Linked DNA regions of Homo sapiens: region 2 is linked to region 1. Evidence: read pairs that join two places in POLR2A ChIA-PET (ENCODE). Cell type or tissue: OCI-LY7. All regions are shown on one strand.

Region 1 (2,500 bases):
CCAACGCACACCTGATTGTGTCTTCTAAATCCACCCAGAGCCCCCGGCTCACGCCTCCTGGTCCTGCGCCCCCAGCACACCCCAGCCTGTCTCGCCCCCTCAGTCACCCCTGCAGGACAATCTAAAGCCTTGGCCATCTCTCCAGTTGGAGCCAAACTTTCCTCACCCGGCTCTACGTCTGGCCTCTCCCCTGAGCCTACCTACGTGCCCACCCTCACCCCACACCTGCCTGGAGGCCGCGCCGGCTCACCTGCCCTTGAGATGTTGCGGGCTGCCCAGGCAGCGGAACCGCCCATTCACCATGATGGCCAGGCGCGAGCAGAGCGCTTCACACTCCTCCATGCTGTCGGGACCCGGCACCACGAGCTCCGTGAGGCCGGGGCCACCTGTGCCTGGCGCCACACTGCCTGCTTCCCCCGGCCTGGGCCACCCTTCTGGTGTGGACATCTCCCCACTCTTCCCCAGACCGTTCTGATCCCGGCGCCGCGTCCCACCTCTGTGTGTCCTTACACCCCGGGGCCTGGCGCCCTCGCCCCACTAGGGCCAGGACCCCCCATCCCCTGTGGCCTTGTGCTTTGGGGCTCTCTCTCCAGGCCTGGATCACCTTAACCACAGCCCAGGGCATCAGAGCCCGGCCCACCTATGGGAGGTGAGCATCACTGAACGGCCCTCCCGCACCACGGCCAAAAGGCTGTTCCAAAGGAAGCGCCGCGCGCTGGGGTCCATGCCTGTGGTCGGCTCGTCCTGGGGAGCACGGAAGATCCCATAAGCAAGGCCCCGCCTCCGTCGCAGGCCCCACCCCACCCAGGCACCGCTCCCACGCACCAGAAACACCACGGCTGGGTCCCCAACCAGCGCCAGGGCCGTCGCCAGCTTGCGTTTGTTCCCTCCGCTGTAGGTGCCTGCAGGCCGGTCTGCGTACCATGAGAGTCCCAGACGCGCCAGGCCCGAGCCAGCGGTCTGTGGGGTGGGGCCAGAGTAGGCATGGGGACTCATATTGATGAGTATGGGGCAGGGCCACAGTGTGGCGGGGCCAGCATTGAGTGTGGAGCAGGGGCATAATGGGCATGGGGCAGGGCAAATGTGAGAATGGGACATAGTGTGGTGGGGGCAGCATGAGTATGGGGCGGGGCCATGGTGTGGGTGGAGCCAGCATGAGTATGGGGCGGGGCCATGGTGTGGGTGGAGCTGGGATGGGTGTGGGGCAGGGCCATAGTGTGGGTGGAGCCAGCATGAGTATGGGGCGGGGCCATGGTGTGGGTGGAGACAGCATGAGTATGGGGCGGGGCCACACTGGTGGAGCCAGCATGAGTATGGGGCGGGGCCATGGTGTGGGTGGAGCCAGCATGAGTATGGGGCGGGGCCACACTGGTGGAGCCAGCATGAGTATGCGGCGGGGCCATGGTGTGGGTAGAGCCAGCATGAGTATGGGGCAGGGCCATGGTGTGGGTGGAGACAGCATGAGTATGGGGTGGGGCCATGGTGTGGGTGGAGCCAGCATGAGTATGGGGCGGGGCCATGGTGTGGGTGGAGCCAGCATGAGTATGGGGCGGGGCCATGGTGTGGGTGGAGCCAGCATGAGTATGGGGCGGGGCCATGGTGTGGGTGGAGCCAGCATGAGTATGGGGTGGGGCCTTGGTATGGGTGGAGCTGGGATGGGTATGGAGCAGGGCCATGGTGTGGGTGGAGCCAACATGGGTATGAGGCAGGGCCAGAAAGGGCATGGGGTGGGACAGTGTGAGGGTGGGGCGGGCCAGGGCAAAGACAAGACCCCCAAGCAGATGGAAGAGGCAGTGAAACGGCTGCAAACTGGGAACGGCCAGAGTGAGAATGTGACCGTGACCCCAGCGAGAAAGGCGCGAAGCCCTAGGGGGTAGGCAGAAGAGGAGCAAGTGGGCAGGGCCACAGAAGGCAGAGTCAAGGAGAGAGGGGCAACGTGCAGCGGAAGGAAGGGTGGGTGGACCAATGAGAATGGTGGAACTTGGTGTTGCGGGGCAAAGAGGCGGGCTAGCCACATCCCTATTGGACCAGGATGGGGGACAGAGGTATAGGGGAAGGAAGCACGGTCTGGGGGCAGGGACAGGGATGGAGCCAAGGCGAGAGAGTGCGGGATTGGGCCAGGCTTTAGAGGCACGGCCTGGGTCGGGTGGGCCCTGGGAGGTGAGAGCGGTGGGGACAAAGTGGGCTCACCTGGGCAACCTGGGCCTCCGGGACACCGCGCAGGCGCGCAAGCAGCTCCAGGTGCTCGCGGCCCGTCAGCAGCTCAAAGATGGCATCGGATTGAGGGCAGTATCCCATGCTGAGGTGCGCAGCACTGGGTTCCCGGGCCACGCTGGGGATGGGGGCGCCGGGGGCTCAGAGAGCTGGCTAGTCCCTGACCATACTGGTGGCTAACACAGGGGTCTCAGGGCCCACCCATCCAGGGCCACGCTGATAAGGGACAGGGGTGTCTCAGGGCCTGGTCCGCGTGTGGGAGGTAGAGGTGCAGGGGTCTCAGAGA
Region 2 (2,500 bases), 410 kb after region 1:
TCCCCTCCCCCAGGCCCTGGTGCTCACACATCCCCTCTCTGTCTCTGTGGCTCGGCCTGTCCTGGACATTTCATAGACGTGGGATCACACGCTGCGTGGTCTTCTGTGTCTGGCATCTCTCACTGGACGTGATGTCCTCAAGATGCAATCCCCCCTCCCCCCCGCCGTGGCCTGGTCTGGGCCTTGCCCCTTTCCATGGTTGAGTCGTGCTCTGAGGTGCGGGTGGACACTGGAGCTGTTTGCATCTGCCGACGACGATGATGAACTGTGCTGCCGTGAACTCTCACCTGCCAGTTCTGGCCATGTGAACATTTGGTGGGCAGGTGTCTTCGTTTCTCTGGGGTCTGCGCCTGGAGTGAAAGTTCTAGCTCGTGGGTCATGGGGTAGTTCCATCTGGGGGACTTCTGGGCTCCCAGCAGGCCTGACGGGGTCTTGCATCTCGTCCTGGCTGGCCCTGGGAAGTGGCATCTCGCTGGGGCTGGCCGGCTGCGTTTACCCAGCGTGTTTTTGGAGGCATGTCCTGTACACGTCCTTTCCCCCCCCACTTTTCTTTTTTTTTGAGATGGAGTGTCACTCTGTCGCCCGGGCTAGAGTGCAGTGGCGCGATCTCGGCTCACTGCAAGCTCTGCCTCCCAGGTTCAAGCCGTTCTCCTGCCTCAGCCTCCCGACTTTGCCCGTTTTTAGTTGCGTTGTCTGTTTCTCTTTTTCTTTTTTTTTTTGGCAGGGTCTGGTTCTGTCACCCAGGCTAGCGCAGTGGTGGGACCACAGCTCACTGCGGTCTCGATCTCCTGGACTCAAGCCATTCTGCCTCCTGCCTCCCGCTCCTGCCTGTCTCCTCCCCCTCCTTAGTAGCTGGAGCTACAGACCCACCCCAGCATACCCAGCTAATTTGTTTTTTGTAGAAATGGGGTTTGGCCATGTTGGCTAGGCTGGTCTCAAGCTCCTGACCTCAAATGGTCTGCCCACCTTGGCTTCCCAAAGTACTGGGATCACAGGTGTGAGCTGCTGCACCTGGCCTGGGCTTTTTTTTCTTTCTTTCTTTCTTTCTTTTGAGTTGTAAGCACTTTTTTTTTTCCCGATACGGAGTCTCACTCTGTCGCCCAGGCTGGAGTTACAATGTCATGATCTCGGCTCGTTGCAGCCTCCGCCTCCTAGGTTCAAGCGATTCTCCTGTCTCAGCCTCCTGAGTAGCTGGGATTACAGGTACGTGCCACCACGCCTGGCTAACATTTGTATTTTTAGTAGAGACGGGGTTTCTCCATGTTGTCCAGGCTGGTCTCGAACTCCTGGCCTCAGGTGATTCGCCTGCCTCGGCCTCCCAAAGTGCCAGGATTACAGGTATGAGACACCGCGCCCGGCCAGCACTTTTTTTTTTTTTTTTTTTTTTTTTTTTTTTTTTTTTGAGACGGAGTCTTGCTCCCTCGCCCAGGCTGCAGTGCAATGGCACAATCTCAGCTCACTGCAACCTCCGCCTCCCGGGCTCAAGCAATTCTCCTGCCTCAGCCTCCCAAGTAGCTGGGATTACAGGCGCCCGCCACCACACCCGGCTAATTTTTGTATTTTTAGTAGAGACAGAGTTTCACCATGTTGGCCAGGCTGGTCTCCAACTCCTGATCTCAGATGATCCGCCCGCCTCGGCCTCCCGAAGTGCCAGGATTACAGGCCTGAGCCACCGCGCCCCCGGTGATGGCGGAGCGTGCCGAGAATTCGTGGGGCGTGGGCTGAAACGCATGTGGTGCCTCCCGGCCTCACCAGGAGCCGGGCCGCACTTTTTCTATATTGTAGATGGTGCCTCTTCACTCTCCCCTCACGGTGGGTTCATGTGCATCTGGCATCGTTTGCTCACCCTGGCCTTAGTCCCTCCCCACCCAGCCTGTGCTTCAGTGGCAGGAGCAGGTGAGGCAGGCACGGCGTGGTGTGGGCGGGGGCCCAGCTGTCGGCCCTCCCCTTGGGCACTGCACGCCAGACCCCCGCTTCTCCCCAGAGTCAGTGGGTGAGGCCGGGATCTTGCTTGCTGGAGAGGTCCCAGCCCCTGCCCCTGCGAAGACTGAACAGCCCCGGTGCAACCTGCATCCCCAGAGCCTGGGGTCGACCTTGGCTCCCCTCACAGCACTCCCCCATGCACGGTGGGAGCCTTGTCTCCTGTTTTTGTCTGTGTTACCTGGGGGTGGTCTTGGGACCCCCATGTGAGCCCCTGGCGTGATGACACGTGCCGTGTGAGGCCATTTTCACGTTGCTGCGATGGAGCACTTGAGACTGGGTCGTTCATAGAGAGCAGTTGATTTAGCTTCCAGTTTCCAGTTCTGCAGGCTGTGCGGGAAGTGTGTGTCGGCATCTGCCCAGCCCCTGGTGAGGCCGGGAGGCACCATGCACGTTTCAGCCCAGGCCCCACGAATGCTCGGCACGCTCCGCCATCACCAGGGGCCCAGCCATCCATGAGGAGTCCGCCCTGTGAGCCAGTGTCTCCAGCAGGCCCTTCAGCCCTGGGGATCCCGTTGCA

The links. ChIA-PET counts read pairs that join two places held together with the same protein. Peaks named below come from ENCODE experiments on the same cell type or tissue, not always from the same donor. Only the 100,000 strongest peaks of a DNase experiment are listed, where the experiment ranks them.
Region 2: POLR2A ChIA-PET joins it to region 1 with 5 read pairs; 2 of 35 experiments call an interaction of 5 or more read pairs at or near these places.

What each region holds. Positions count from the first base shown.
Region 1 is chr19:1,062,004-1,064,503 of GRCh38, reverse strand. ABCA7 (ATP binding cassette subfamily A member 7) reads right to left here. Exons shown (of 47, transcript NM_019112.4): 42 at 2,191-2,332; 43 at 826-960; 44 at 641-744; 45 at 251-343. Among named protein-coding and RNA genes, the nearest start is that of ARHGAP45, 3.9 kb to the left of the region's middle. RefSeq lists enhancers at 481-1,333, 2,174-2,500. In OCI-LY7, no CTCF peak of the experiment used is centred here; DNase peaks (open chromatin) are centred at 1,373 and 1,663.
Region 2 is chr19:653,545-656,044 of GRCh38, reverse strand. All of the region lies in intron 1 of RNF126 (ring finger protein 126), which reads left to right. Among named protein-coding and RNA genes, the nearest start is that of RNF126, 8.4 kb to the left of the region's middle. In OCI-LY7, no CTCF peak of the experiment used is centred here; no DNase peak of the experiment used is centred here.